2 separate regions of the Homo sapiens genome follow, and region 2 is linked to region 1. A link is an interaction called in ENCODE POLR2A ChIA-PET data of the cell type or tissue named here. Cell type or tissue: PC-9. All regions are shown on one strand.

Region 1 (8,000 bases):
TTTTGGTTGGTTTTATCAGTCTCTTGTCTACCTTCTGGAACAACATTGCAGACTGTTTAAATAATAGAAAAACAAAGAATTGTAGATTTCTTTTTGTTTCCCGCCCCTTCCCCACCTCTGCTCCAATAAGATAGTATATTTCTAGGGCTAGAGTAGAATATCTAAGATATAAATTGCAGGAAGTACAATGAGGCCTTATTGTACTGGGAATGAAAAAGTTGTCAGATATCTCGTTTCTACATTTCTGAGGCTTCTTGATACCTGCTTGCCTGGGTTTTGGTTTACTTGTCTGGTTAGTTTTTCTTCCCTTTCCTCTCCCTCCCTCCTTTTACTCTCCTCCCGTCCTCCTTCCCCTACCTCCCTTTCTTCATCTCCTCTCCCTCCTTCTTCCCTCCATTCTTATTTTTAACCCTTCCTTCATCCTTTCTCTTCCTCTTCTCCTTCCTTCCATTCTTGCATCCTTATTGTTTTTTCACCTCTGACATAAGTGTGTCAAAAGTGGGGAAAACCCTCACTAGATTTTCCTGATTTTGGGATCAAGACGAAATGATCTGTAGAGGTCTTATGTTATTAACTTGTTGCACTCTAAGAAAACCTAAAGAAAATCACCCATGCCTTTTAAAATGCTTGAAACATAACAAATCACTATATTCATAGTATTTTTGTTCTCTTTGAAGTAATGAGTCATCATAAATAAATTGGACCACTGCCCCTTTAAGTAGAAACTGCCTTAGGGGACAGATGGAATTTTGGGACTACTTCCTGAAGCACTTGTTTGTCCACCAGGAGTGTCAGTTGGGCCTGGGTGGGAAGAGAGGCCCAAGAAAGCCACCATAGTCTGTAGCGTGAAGCTTTTCCTATAGTCTAGTGATAATCCTGCTGTGAGTACCTCACTGTAATTCAAATAATTGTGGAAGGAATTGTCTCTCAGTTGTCCTAAGTCCTGCCTAGTACCTTGAAAAGCAGTTGGTTTCTAAATACTCAGCTTGGAGGGTGAAATAAGGTTCAGTTCAGCCATTTTAGTTCTTTGCTTTGTTTTTCCCAGCTGGAAAAATTTTAAAGCTATTTTAAAAATCACTTGGAGGATTATTTGGAGATCATGATAGAAATTTTTTACTGGTTAACTGAGATGAATTGTATAGTCCTTTTTTAGCTTAAGATCTTTAAACATTTAGTTGCATAACAGCTTTTTAATTTGTTGGACTCCTCAGTTGAAGCCATTACAAATTGGCTTAAAATTGTAAAAGATTGAGTATTATATTGAGCCTTTCTATCAGAAAACATTAGCTTAATTAGTCTATAATTAAAGATGATGTTAGCTGTACTTTAGTTTGTCTTAGGAATAGAGGTCCTCAAATTATATGTAAACCATCAGTTGCATGGTTCTTTTGAAATGTGGATTTTTGTGAATGCTTAATAAAGCTGGCCTGACTAGCTTAATTTAAAAATATATACATCTATGCTAAATATATACACACACACACACACACACATATATACTGCTTCTACTGTTTGTATAACTTAAACTGATTTGCATGCTGACAAAAGTACTCATCCAATTGTACAGTTTTATTTTTATTTATTTATTTATTTTTTATTTTTAGAGTCAGGGGTCTTGCTCTGTCGCCCAGGCTGGAGTCCAGTGGCATGATCTTGGTTCACTGCAACCTCGACCTCCTGGGCTCAAGAGATCCTCCTGCCTCAGCCTTCCAAGTAGCTGGGACTACAGGTGTGTGCCACCATGCCCAGCTAATTTTTGTATTTTTTGTAGAGATGGGTTTTCACCATGTTGCTCAGGCTGGTCTCAAACTCCTGACCTCAAGTGATCCACCTGCGTTGGCCTCCCAACGTGCTGGGATTACAGGCCTGTGCCGTTGTGCCTGGCCTCCAGTTGTATAGTTTTAAATGAATGTAAAATACTTGAGTGATTGGTAGATTTAATATTATTTAATAAATTTAATATTTTAAATCTAAAAATGCATTAATCAGTTTGAATAAAAGATGTACATTGGGTCTGCAATTCCGTTTTAAAAAGAGGAATTCCCCTGCACAAGCTCTCTCTCTTTGCCTACTGCCATCTATGTAAGACGTGACTTGCTCTTCCTTGCCTTCCGTCATAATTGGGCTTCCCTGGCCACGTGGAACTGCAAGTCCAAGTAAATCTCTTTCTTTTTTAAATTGCCCAATCTCAGGTCTTTATCCACAGCATGAAAATGGACTACTGCAGTTGTACAATTAGATGTGGAGCTTATTTTGAGAAGAATTTGAGGGATAGAAGGAATGTTCAAAAATATATACCTCAAAACAAAGAAAATTGCCTTTCCTTGAAGATTAGGTCATGGCTCACTGCAGTCTCAACCTCCCAGGCTCAGGCAAAGGCAGTCCTCCCACCTCAGCCTCCAGGGTAGCTGGGTCTACAGGCACATGCCACCACAACCGGTTAATTGTATAGCCAGGGTTTCACCATTTTGTCCAGGGTGGTCTCAAATTCCCGGACTCAAGTGATCTGCCCACCTCAGCCTCCCACAATATTGGGGTTACAGGCGAGGACTATGCTTTTTCATGTTTCCGTTTTAGGGACCTGGTACACATAGCAGGTCCTCATATGTTTGTTGAGTGAGTGAGTGGGTGAGAGGGGAGACAGAAATCAGATATGTCAATGGTTGAGAGTGTCTGAAGGATTGATACCAGTGTGCAAAGTAAAACATGCTGTCTCATATGAAAAAAAAGGAACAGTTCTCAAGTTGTGAGACAAAAGAGATGACCAGTATTTGTTAAATAGAAGAATTCAAAGGATGCTGTATAACAGAAAAATGCCACAGTTTATCTTTGCATTTGTGACCCCTCTTTATTCCAGGGGTCACATTCTAAGACTCCCCATGGATGCCTGCAACTGAGGATAGGATCAAAACCAATATTCAGTATGTTTTTTCCCTATACATACATACCTCTGATAAAGCTTAATTTATAAATTAGGCACAGTAAGAGATTAACAACAACAGTAATAGAACAATTATAACAATATGCCAGCATTACTACTCTTGCACTTTGGGGCTATGAAGTAAAATAAGGGTTACTTGAATCCTCCAATCACTTTGACACGCTGACAGTGGATCTGATAACTGAGACAGTTACTGGGTGACTAATGGGCAAGTAGTGTATACAATGTGGATCTGCTGGACAAAGGGAGGATTTCAGCACATAATTTAACATTTATGACTTATTTCTGGAATTTTCCACTTAATATTTTTGGAGTATAGGTAACTAAAATTATGGAAAGTGAAACCACAGATAAGGGAGGACTCCTGTAATTGGTAGTTTATATTTTCACAGGATAAGCTTTCAATATTTTATTTGTCAAAGGAGACTTAGTCATCACTTAACAATTTTCTAAAAGTAATTATTGTAGATGATGCTCTGAAACTGCCAGTGGTTCTGTATTTTAATTCACTGTTTTAGAACTATTCTCTTATACGTCAATATGATGTTAAGAAACTTAAGTCTATTTAGGTTCATTGAAGAGTCTGAACAATCTAAAAATTATAAGTTTAGTAAAGATATAGAAATTTACCATACTTAATCTCTACTTGTAGTTAAAAATTGATCAAGCAATGCTATCTAGTAAGTTTTGCAGTTCTATTTATTTAACATTCCGGCTATTTAACTGTCAGAAAGGAAAGTGTGATGGTAAGAGTTTATCAAGAGATCCAAGTGCTACACAATTGCATTTCCACATCTTATGTTGGAAGAGATAATTTAGTTTTGACCTGAGAAATAATTTCATTTCAAACAAATTTCAGTGCATTTTAGCTAATGTCAGCATGAGTATTTAATATTTTAAAATAACTTTATCTTGATTAATATTTTTTCAAATAAGCACATTTTTTAAAATTAGAAAATTTATGGTAAAGTATGAAGTACTTTTGAACAGGTACCACAAGGTGGCAGGATTGTATTTTGTAGATTCTTTTTGCTTTGATGAACAGCAAACCATTGGTTATCTAAAATCTAAGTTTTCCAGATAGTTGGCTATTACACACTTTATATGCCAGAACTTTTAAATTTTAACTTTTTTGATGGAAAACTAAACTATATTTCACATTTCCTGATTTCTTAAGCAGTAGAATATAACTTATCTGTTGTCAGTGAGCCATTTGAATGTATTATTGGATGTGATTAAGATGGAGTGGTCAGTAACAGTAGTGTGGAGGGAATAAGGACTGGTCCCAGCAGAGACTCTGGACCGTGACTCTTAAAAGCTGGGTCTGACGTCAACTTGCTTTTTGCTTTATCTGCATTTTTTTCCTATTGGAGGTGAAGTGAATCATGTGAAGTGCCAGCCTCTGGTGTGGTACAACATGGCTGCTTTCCTGCAAAATTAAATAGCAAATGAAGGCAGACATTGCCTTCTCCCAGCGGCTTTTGTGACACAGGGTATTTGGGGGAAGGAAAATAAACTATGAGGCCTTAAAATTTCTTCTTCAAACACCAGTATCGTAAAGGTAGCACCAGACCATGAGGAATGAGTTCTGTAGTTATGAGAAATATTAGAAACAAATCTAACTGCTCATGGAGCAACTTTAAGGAATCTTTCCTATAAAAATATTTTAGACTCTGAGTTGTACATCATTTGTATGAATGAGATAATAATAATTATAAAGGATGTGGCCAGACGCGAATCTATTTTCCTTTCGAATCCAATTACCTGCTCTGGTAATTGGAGAGCTGTTTCAAGGCAGTTTATGCCTTTATTGGTGATACAACAAGCAGTGGGTAAAATCTTCATCCTTTGGACTTCTTGGTTTGCTCATTAGTGGATACTGTGTTTCCCTTTCCACAGGCTTCCAGGTCTGGAGTTGTTCTGCGAACCTGTTATAAAAGATTTGACTAGGGGGAAGTTTTCTTTCATATTTGTTCCCTTCATTAATTACTTGCATATTTTTCTAATCTTTTAAAAGATGAATCAGTTTAACATCACATAAGCACTAAGAAAGCAACAGTTGAGCCCTACCTTAAGGGGAGAGGAGAGGGCATGGTTTCCAGCAGCAATCCTTTCTCTGGCTCTCTAAAATGTTTATCTACCTGTCACTTTCTTACTCATATGGATTTTGCATGATGGCTGCATAAATCATCATATTTCCCCCCTCATCTTAAATTCAGTCCTCAAGGGGTAATGGAGAACTTTTATAAGAGCTCCAGAGAAGCCACAGGAAATAACTGATAAATTAGCTCCACCTGAAATGGATATTAGGGCATCGTCAATTGACTCTTCTCAGTTCTGCTTGGTAGTAGAACTTTTTTTTAAACTTCATAGTAGACGAGTAAGTGGAACTTTCATGACTTAAATAGATAGATAAATTTCACTAGCTTGTACTTCTAGGATTGGGTACATTTTCCTCTTGGCATGGTACTATGTGTTTTCAAGTAAAAATAATACAATTCAAGTCTGACAAACTGGCTCAGTGAATTATACAAGATTCGTGCTTTAAAACACAGTCTACACCCTCCCTGTTGCTTTGGGGCAGAGTTTTTGAGTAATTGGACATCTAAAACTAACTCTGAACTTCAAGATTACCAGAAAGATCAGATGCAAGAGCTTAATTTGTGTTAAGAACATCCTCCTACATATTCTGCCAAAAGTTTAAGAGCTATTAGTAAAAGCAGCTCATTTGAAGTAGTATGAGATTTGAACATTTAACTCCAAGATAGCTAGAATTTTATTAAAACGGATTTAAAGAATTAGCCCACAATTTAAATACTTTTCTCATTTTAAATGTGGCTTAAGATGTATTTGTCTTTATGAAGGAATTTTGGATTAAAAACTGTACTGTAGTTGAATTTAGGAAAGGGAAGCCGGAGATGGGTAGGCGGTGGGTACTTATAGATCTTGAATGCCTGGTTATAAAGATTGGGGGCTTACCCTGTAGGTACCCTGTAATCATTAACAGACTTGTAATTGCATGGGTGACAGGCAGGAAATGTTTTAAGAAAATTAGCCTGAAAGCGCAGGGTGCATTTGCTTGGATCCAGCTGGAGAGAGATTGGAGCCAGATGGACCAGTTGAGATGATATGGCAATCAATAATCTGGAAGTTTTATGATATAAATCTGAATTAGTGTGATGTCAGTAGGAATACAGAAAGAATTTAAAAGCCTTTAAGATATTATTAGGGCAGAATTGATAAAACATAGCAACTTGCTAGGTGAGGTTAAGAAAAAACTATGTTATATAAAATTTCTATTTTTGTTAGAAACAGCAAACTTAGACATAAGCCAGTCTTCTACAGGAAAACTATTTCTGTGCATTTAGCATATTATAAATTCTTCATAATAAAGATGATAATATTTCTTGATATAAAGACCAGTAATAGGAGATACTGTTGATTTTGTGTCTGATTTCAAAGAGTGAAATGGCTAAAGCGACTTGAACATTCCCATAGTATAGCGGTTCCCAAATGCTGGATTAAATACCAGCTACCTCAAAAAATTACTTGGTTTGTTGCAGGTGGAAGGTATCTTAAATAATGCAGAATGTCATGGTTAGGAGCACAGACTGTTTTGAAACCTGGATCCATCTACTATGGGCAAGTTACTTCTCTGTGTCCCAGGTGACTGTTAGGGTTGTTACAGGAACGAAATAAGATGATACATACAAAGTGCTTAGAAAATTGCCTAGCATATTGTAAATGCTGAATAAATGGTAGCAGCTTTTTTAAAAAAAAAATTCAATAGCTTTAGGGGTACAAGTGGTTTTTGGTTACATAGATGAATTGTACAGTGGTGAAGTCTGGGCTTTTAGTGTACCCATCACCCGAATAGTGTACATTGTACCCAACAGGTGATTTTCTATCCCTCACCCCCTTTCTACCTACCCCACTTCTGAGTCTCCAGTGTCCGTTATACAACTCTGTATGCCTTTGCATACCCATGGCTTAGCTCATGTTTATAGGTGAGAACATTTGGTATTTGGTTTTCCATTCCTGAGTTGAGTTTGCTTTGAATGATGGCCTCCAGTTCTGTCCAAGTTGCTGCAAAAGATATTATTTTGTTCTTATATGGCTGTTCTTTTTATTCCATTGTGTGTGTGTGTGTGTGTGCGCGTGTGTGTATAGGTTGATCCCATATTTTTGCAATTGTGAATTATGCTGTGATAACATATGAGTGCTAGTGTCTTTTTTATATAATGACTCTTTTCCTTTTGGTAAATACCCAGTAGTGGGATTGCTGGATTGAATGATAGATCTTCTTTTAGTTTTCTGAGAAATCTCCATACTGTTTTCTACAGAGGTTGTACCAATTTCCCACCAACAGTGTATAAATGTTCCCTTTTCACTGTATCTGTGCCAGCATCCATTGTTTTTTGACTTTAAACAATGGCCATTCTCCCTGGGGCAAGGTGGTATCTCATTGTGGTGGTTTTGATTTGCATTTCCCTGATGATTAGTGATGTTGAGCATTTTTTCCATATGTTTCTTGGCCATTTGTATATCTTCTTTTGAGAAATATCTATTCATATCCTTTGCTCACTTTTTAACGGAGTTATTTTTTTTTCTTGCTGATTTGTTTGAGTTCCTTGTAGATTATGGAGATTATTCCTCTGTCAGGTGTATAGTTTGCAAATATTTTCTCCCATTCTGTAGTTTGTCTGTTTACTCTGTTATTTCTTTTGCTGTGCAGAAGCTTTTAGTTTAAGTAAGTCCCATTTATTTATTTTTGTTTTTGTTACACTTGCTTTTGGGATCTTAGTGATAAATTATTTGCTAAGGCTAGTGTCCAGAAAGTGTGTCCTGGGTTTTCTTCTAGAATATTTATGGTTTCACGTCAGGTATCCATGTCCTTAATCTATCTCAAGTTAATTTTTATATATGGTGAGAGACAGGGAGGGATCCAGTTTCATTCTTCATAGCAGCTATTTTTTTTTGTTTTTTTGTTTATTTTGAGAAGGAGTCTTGCTCTGTTGCCCAGGCTGGAGTACAGTGGCGTGATCTTGGCTGACTGCAA
Region 2 (8,000 bases), 220 kb before region 1:
CTCCTCAGGTCCCAGCCACCAGAACCACCAGCTCCCCAGGATATGTGATGTGAAGCTAAGACCATACTTAGTCACATTCTCTCATGGGTCAAGGAGCCCTGGGCAGGAAAGTCTTTGGCATTTTGTGGGAAGGCAGATGGAGGAGTGCCACCAGCCATAAGAAGGATGCTTTAGTGGGGGGTACTCATCGAATCAACAAATACGTGTTACCTACAAACAGCTGATATTCAGCTGTCATGCACCAGTATGGCTGTATCTACTAATTTCTAAAATATCAAAATACTTCTGTGCTGATTGGCAAAACGTCTCTACCTTGAACCTCGCCAGTGCCTTCCTCTGCTGCAGACATAGCAATCTCTTCCCCAGGACCCCCTGAATTCCGTAAGACCAGCATTAGCACCTGGCTCTATGGTGGCCTCCAGGACTCTGCTCCAGCACTGGGGCTGGCATTGTACAGAAACAGCCGTGCTGCTGACATGGATGTATATATTCAGACTATCATCCTTGCCTATGGTGTCTTGGAATTAAGGTGGTATTGGTGATACACAGAAGAATCAAACACTGACCAGCGTCTTCCAGGAGCTCCCAATTTGGTGGATCATGAAAAACACTCTGTGCTAAGCCCCAGGAATTTTGAAATGGTGCCACTTTGGTGAAACTAATCTGCAGGTTTGGAAACTAGACTGTTTCAACCTGCTAGAGTGAGTCAGGTTCTCAGGGACAGATCCACATCACTCAAGCTCTCAGGAAGCGGCTATCTAAACCAAAATGACAATTTATTAATTTGCAACAAGAAATAAGAACTTCTAAGCTGAGTGGACATTTGTGTCACCTTGACTAACATGTTCTTTCCCAGTAGAAAACTAAAAGGAAGACAAATGGTAATGAGAATGCCGCTTGAGCACAGGCTGAGCAGGGGATATTAGAAGGAAGGTTTAATGTCAAAGGGTGTCTTTTTTTTCTTTTTCTTTTTAGACAGAGTCTCACTCTGGCACTCAGGCTGGATCTGGAGTGCAATGGCACGGTCTTGGCTTACTGCAACCTCCACCTCTTGGGTTCATGCAATTCTTCTGCCTCAGTCTCCTGAGTAGCTGGGATTACAGGTGCCTGTAGCCACACCTGGCTTATTTTTTGTATCTTTAGTACTAATAGGGTTTCATCATGTTGGCCAGGCTGGTCTTGAACTCCTGACCTCAAAAATGATCCACCCGCCTCAGCCTCCCTAAGTGCTGGGATTACAGGCGTGAGCCACCGTACCCAGCCAGGTGCCAAATTTTCTTAAGCTTGTCCCTTCATCTCTTCTTTGGGGACAGACCTGCCAAACAGATAGGACTGGATGTTCCCATGAGGTCACCCATGCACTGCCCCCTTGGCTAGACCTTCCTCTCTGACTCCCACTTTCCCTGTTCCATGCAGACATCCCGCTTTGGTTGACATGTTCTATCTTTAGATTTGCTAATACAACCAACCAGCCTCCTGCCAAACTCTGTTGATTTCTTATTCCTAGCTTGGAAGGTAGGTCCCCTTTCCCAACCTCCTCAACCGCCACACACCGAGATCCTACTGTTTGAACTAGACTGTTATCATTTAACTCATTGGTTCCCAATTTGGCTGAACTTTTGAAGTATCTGAGAAATTTTTTAAAATACTGATGCCTGGTTCCCATCTCCAGAAATTCTGATTTAATCGATATGGGGTACAATCTGAACACTGGGCTTTTTTAAAGCTCCCCCAAAATATGTGACCAGAATGTTGGGGTCCTAAAGAGTTAAAATTCAAAGGAAAGAGTTTTTTATATTTGAGCAAAGTTTAAGAATCACTGATTTAGCTCTCAGAGTTGGCAGATGCTTCCACCTGCACCAGCTCTTAGCAAATGCCAGTATTCCAGCCTGACATGCTGAATTATTTGGTCTGGGGTAGGAGCCAGGCATTAGGCATTTTTGCAGAGCTCCCCAGATGAGTTCAATGTGTAGCCAAGGCTGAAGTGCACTGGTCTAAATATCAGTTTATCTGACTGTTCTGTGTCAGTTCCTTCTTGGACATGCATTGCACAGAGCAGAACACAGAAGAGCCACCTGGAGAAAGGTCTGTAAAGGTGAGCAGCAGGGGCCTGTGTGTGTGACCCCATGGCAAACACAGGAAGAGCATGTGGGCACAATGTGGCAGATGAGCTCAAAGCATGTTTGATTCTCTGCTTCCATACCAAATTTATGATATTTCCCTGGCATGGACATGGGCTGGGCCATAGAATCCTGGGGCCATTTTCTACCATAGCTTTGGGCAACTTTTTTTTTTTTTTTTTTTTTTTTTTTTTTGAGACTGAGTCTTGCTCTATCGCCCAGGCTGGAGCACAGTGGCACCATCTTGGCTCACTGCAACCTCCACCTCCCGAGTTCAAGCGATTCTCCTGCCTCAGCCTCCTGAGTAGCTGGGATTACAGGCACTTGCCATCATGTCCGGCTAATTTTTGTATTTTAGTAGAGACAGGGTTTCACCATGTTGGCCAGGCTAGTCTCGAACTCCTAACCTAAGGTGATCCACCCACCTCAGCCTCCCAAAGTGCTGAGATTACAGGCATAAGCCACCGCACAGCTTTGGGCAACTTTAATAGAAGTCGATGAGTCTGGGTGTGCTTGAGAAAGTGTGCTCTGCTGCATGCTTTTCCACGAGGACTCTGACTTCCTTGTCTTCTGTGGGTGCTCTTTGGCTGCTCCCTTGCCTCTCCAGCAGCGACTCTGGCTTTCTGGAGGCCGCCATCTTGAAAGAGGCCATCCTGCATTTTTGTGCTACTCTCTTTAGCAGTAGCTATGCTTGGCAGAGAAGCAAGAGACTGGAGAATTCCAATCTGTCATCTTCATAAATTGCCTAAGGATTTTCCATTTTCCTCACAATTCTCTAACTTCCTGTTGTCATTTTGAACCTTTCCAGCGTGCATGAGAATTCATTTGTGTTTTCCCAGTGTGCGCAGTCTTGTCTGGTGGCAGGGCATCTGGGAAAGCCATCAGCTCTGCTCTGTAAGTAACTTTTTAAAATAAAATGCATTCCTAGGAGAGGAAAAGGCAGTGGGCAGGGCAGAGGACTGCTCCAGCACCTCCACCCTTCCTTTTCCTGGGACTTCCAGTCATGGGACTTGGAACTAAATTTTGAGAGTAGGGACAAGGGGGACAGAGGAGGGCCACCATATACGGTTGGGCAGGTGACACACAGCACAGTTCTAGGGACATCATTGACAGCATTCTATGGTCACAGAGCCCTACAGCCACTGCCCCCACTGCCATATCCCGCAGTCCTGGCAGAAGCACTGTTTTTTTGAATTCCAGCTCTTCAGCGGCCTCAGATTCTGGTTACATTGTGCTTCTGAGAATAGTAGCACCAGAGAAGTCGCTTGTTTGCTCTGAGATTCACTTTGTTCATCTAGAAATTAGTAGGTGCATAATTTCTAAAAGTCACTTACTGCAGGCCTGCGGGAGCCCAGCTGTTGGCATGACTGAAACCATTTGCATCTAATCTCTGATAAAATAGAGAGAACATTAATTTGAATCTGCTAGCAGATATCTTAGAGATCATTTGTCTGACACCTGCACCAAATTTCTCCACATGAGGAAAGCAGAGGTATAAAGTCACACAGTAAGCTTGTGGCAGATAACACCCAGGTCCTCTTGATTATGTTATCCCTGAGCATCCCCACTCCCTGCCCTGTCATTACTAGAGCAATAAACCAAATTTCACTAGTTTGTGCCCACACCAGCTCAGCCAGGACCTCTTCAGTCCTCTGCAATATGTCTTCCCGTGTTATTTCTACAAGTCTCTGTATACTCATGGACAAATTAACTCCTGCTACGCACTCATCATTCCACTGATCACCAACAGGGATCACTGTGCTCACTAGGCCTCTTTTTCCCCCCAGATACCTTCTGGTGCTGCTGTCTCATACCACAGCAGTGGAAAGCAGCAGGGCCCTCAGGATACTAAAGTTACCCTGTCTCCCCCCTCTCTTTGTTTTAGTGTATAAACCCTAAGTTAAGCTATATTTTTGCAAGCTCTGATGTTCTCTTTGTAGAACTTGCAAAGATGACAGGGGCAAGCTGTTCATGTGAAGCTCCTGCTTCCCTTAGGGTGAGTTCTTTCCCAGAAGGCTTCTCTGTTCTTCATGCAAATAATGTCTTATAGGCCAACCCCAGCAGTTTATGATTTATGTCCAGAGTGGAATCCCAGCTTAGATGCAAGGTGGGGTTCCCTTTATACTCAACATTTCCTTCTTTTATGTCCATGATGATAATTGGATATTGAAGGATCTAGTTGGCTTGAGGGGAGGAGGTGCGATTTGACGTTTGTTATGAATGTGGTCTAAAATAAGACTGACTTTGTGTCTCTCGATTTTTTCATCTATGAAAGCCCCCATTCCATCCCCATCAGTCTGCACATTCAATTACTGCAAACTCTAGCAGAATAGGACAGTGCCCAAGAAGCAATTGTCGTCTGCCCACTGCACCTCCAAGGTAAACAGATGCAGATCCAGGCTTTGCAAGGCCTGAGGCTTGTATAATTTTTGGCACCATCTTTGTTTGTTTGTTTGTTTATTTTGAGATGCAGTCTATCCCTATTGCCCAGGCTGGAGTGCAGTGACATGATCTTGGCTCACTGCAAACTTCACCTCCTGGGTTTGAGCAATTCTCCTGCCTCAGCCTCCCAAGTAGCTGGGACTGCAGGTGCCCGTCACCACACTCGGCTAATGTTTGTATATTTAGCAGAGACAGGGTTTTACCATGTTGGCCAGGAGGTCTCGAACTCCTGACCTCAAGTGATCTGCCTGCCTTGGCCTCCCAAAGTGCTGGGATTACAGGCATGAGCCACTGTACCTGGCTTTTGGCACCATCTTAAATAAAAAAGACTACACGAAGAAGAAAAAAAAAGAGTACAAAATGCCTAATACAAAGTCAGGTACAAAAGTGATTTCTTTAGAATTAGAAAAGAAATCACAACAGATTTAAAAATATAAAAAGCTGATCAATAACAGAAACACTACAAAACCTAGAAAAATATTATCATAATTTTTTTTTTTTTTTTTTTTTTGAGACAGAGTCTTGCCCTGTTGCCCAGGCTGGAGTGCAGTGGTGCAATCTCGGTTCACTGCAACCTCCGACTCCTGAGTTCAAGCAATTCTCCTGCCTCAGCCTCCTGAGTAGCTGGGATTACAGGCATGCGCCACCATGCCCAGCTAATTTTTGTATTTTTAGTAGAAACGGGGTTTCACCATGTTGGTCAGGCTGGTCTCGAAGTCCTAACCTCAGGTGATCCGCCTGTCTCAACCTCCCAAAGTGCTGAGATTACAGGCATGAGCCACCATGCCCAGCTATTGTCATAATTTTTATTGCTAAACTGCCAGGCACATCTTCCTAAATGCCTTTTCATTACATTTTTGGGGGCTGCACACTTATTTACATTACCATGATTTTGTACTATCAATGCCTATAGCGATCATAAATAATTCAGTCTTCCCTCTAGCATGATTGAGGGGAAATTGTCTTTTATTACTATTGATAATTAGAAAAGTTTTCTTGGCTTCACAACATGTTATTGGTCATATGTAAACTTTTAGGATCGGGAGAACCTCTACCAAATTTCTTTCATATATAAGCCATAAGATTCCAGGGCATTCAAGTGTTTGCACAGTAGCTAATCTTCAATGCTTTTTGGATTGGTGATACGCATTAACTGAGTTTGTGGGAGGGATTCTAAAACTTAAGCTGCAGTAACCTCCTGGAAACCTGCCTCCTTGACTTCCCACCCATCTTCTCTGGAAAATGAGTAGGAAACGCCCAACAAACCTCTTTCTCATCCCCACTGCTACCTGCCAGTGTGCTGGGGTGGCTACAACCATTGCCATTGCTCAGATCTAGCTTAGAATGAACGTGTGCATAGATGGCAGCTGCGGCCGAGATACTGAAACTAGAATCAGGGTCCCAAGCTGACTTCCTTCTGGTGCTTAAAGCACTTCCACTTAGTAAGTGGATACATTTAAGTTGGATCAAGTCACTAAGAAAACGTTGGGCATGAATTCTTGTTCTTGTGTATTACACGCACTGTGTCTTCTTTCTTTGATTGAGTGGTTTTCAAATGTGCTGCACAGACCCCTGGGTTTCCTTGGAGGTTTCTCAGGGACCACTTAGATGAGTGTGAGAGAAGGTGGTGCCTTGATCAGGGGATGGGGAGCACAGTGGTCGGGGCTCTTGGTCCACTGTCAATCATACTTCATCAGATTCAACGGAATTAAATGCAAGTGTTTTGCTTGAAAATGTTTGAAAAATTTTCCAATCAGCTCATTTTGATCAGGAACAAGCATTATGCTTCCTAGATCTGTCCTCTCTGCCATTTAAAAATCTTATCAATTTATTTGCCAACAATGAAGAGTCAAAGCACTTGCATAAATGCAATTAAATGATTATCCTGCTTCTGTGTTTTGCTACTACACATTCATAGAATATGTATGTCGGTTTGTTTCAGGATTACAATCTTTTTGCTTTACTTTGTTTTCAGTCTTCTGTTCAAAATGCAGTTGTTTGAATGAAAAACATTTTGTTTCAGTTACTTAACACAGATGCCCTGGGAACACCAACATTTCTTGGTACAGCAGGGACACATCTACCGTTTGGCATTTAATAAGTTGTTTTTTTAAAAAAAAAAAAACTTTCCTTTTTAGCTCTCAGTGCTATTCCTGTATTCACTTGAGGTTTGCCCTAGTATTTCTTCTCTGGCTTTCTTTACCAAGCTCTACATTTTGCCAACTCTTCCATTTAGGTGTCTGCTTTTGTAAGATAATTTGCGAATGAGGCATGATTCGCATTTTTTCATATGTTGTTTGTCAGTTTTATGTTCTATCCAATTCTCTCTCTCTCTTTTAAAGGTCATGGTACATGTATTACTTTTCTCTCTTCTTTCTTATCTTCAGGAGCTGGTCAGGAATTACATACCTTAGGCGACTAGTAAGTCAACTTATACTTGGTTAGGTAGCTACTTGAATGACTTGGTACTTCTGATTCCAAGTCTTCCTTCCTGTTTTTTTTCCTCTTCTGTGGGCTGTTTAGGAGATGACTTTGGCTCCGTCTCTGATTCCACATGTTCCACCTGAGAAATCCTACCTACCACTATTGCTCCAGTACCACATGTGCAACAATGACACCCATTTGTCTCTGAAGCTGAGTCTGCTTTCCTGAGTTCCAGACCCACATTTTTAATGACTAGCAAGCTCTCACTAGGAAGTCCCCCAGTGCCTCAAACACAATGTGTCCAATATTAAATTATACCTTGCAATAAAGGATTAATTTGCCTCTACGTCATGTGATAAACCACTGTGTTTGCTCTTTAATGCTATTTACTTTTGAGAGAAGTATAATGTGAATTCAATAAATCCCTTTTCAGGATTGGCCATATTCAAAATGGAAAGAACAAGTTCAAAATAAAATAGCTATTTTTAGAAGTAATCTGTTATGCTTTCATGTGAGGTAGTCAAAACAAGACACTGCTCATTGTGATAAAGGTTCACCAACCTTCTGGGACTCTAACACTCAGTCCTCTGGTGGGGGAGGCACATGCCCAAGCTGGTTCATGACCCATAGCTATAAGACTATAAAATATGGAACATTTTCCATTAAAAATATTAATTTTGAAAAATTTTAACAACCTGTGAAAACATACCTTTTTTGACTGAAATTTGGAACAAAACATCTTTTCCCAGGAGAGATACTTACAAGTATCTAAAAGTCTAAATCATTTAATCCTTTTACAGCCATTCATCATCCCACCAAATATTTGCTAAGTGCTTTCTTGTACCAGGCACAGTTCTAGATGCTGGGGGGCTGTGGAGAACAAGGCAGACAGTGCAGTTCACCTTCAGGAATCCAGTAAACAAGTAAACAAACACAAAACACCAAAACAGCCTGACTTGAAAGAGTGGTAAGTAAGGTGGGGAGAGGAAGCAGATGGAGGGAAGGAGCGTGACA

The links. Peaks named below come from ENCODE experiments on the same cell type or tissue, not always from the same donor. Only the 100,000 strongest peaks of a DNase experiment are listed, where the experiment ranks them.
Region 2: POLR2A ChIA-PET joins it to region 1 with 11 read pairs; 3 of 35 experiments call an interaction of 5 or more read pairs at or near these places.

Annotation. Positions count from the first base shown.
Region 1 is chr13:44,467,099-44,475,098 of GRCh38, reverse strand. The region is part of intron 1 of TSC22D1 (TSC22 domain family member 1); the gene reads left to right. Among named protein-coding and RNA genes, the nearest start is that of TUSC8, 65 kb to the right of the region's middle. In PC-9, CTCF peaks have their summits at 3,731 and 3,931 (motif pointing right); a DNase peak (open chromatin) is centred at 3,268; H3K27ac peaks cover 2,601 bases.
Region 2 is chr13:44,688,401-44,696,400 of GRCh38, reverse strand. All of the region lies in intron 3 of LINC00407 (long intergenic non-protein coding RNA 407), which reads right to left. The region is part of intron 2 of LOC105370185 (a long non-coding RNA gene); the gene reads left to right. Among named protein-coding and RNA genes, the nearest start is that of LINC00407, 52 kb to the right of the region's middle. In PC-9, no CTCF peak of the experiment used is centred here; no DNase peak of the experiment used is centred here.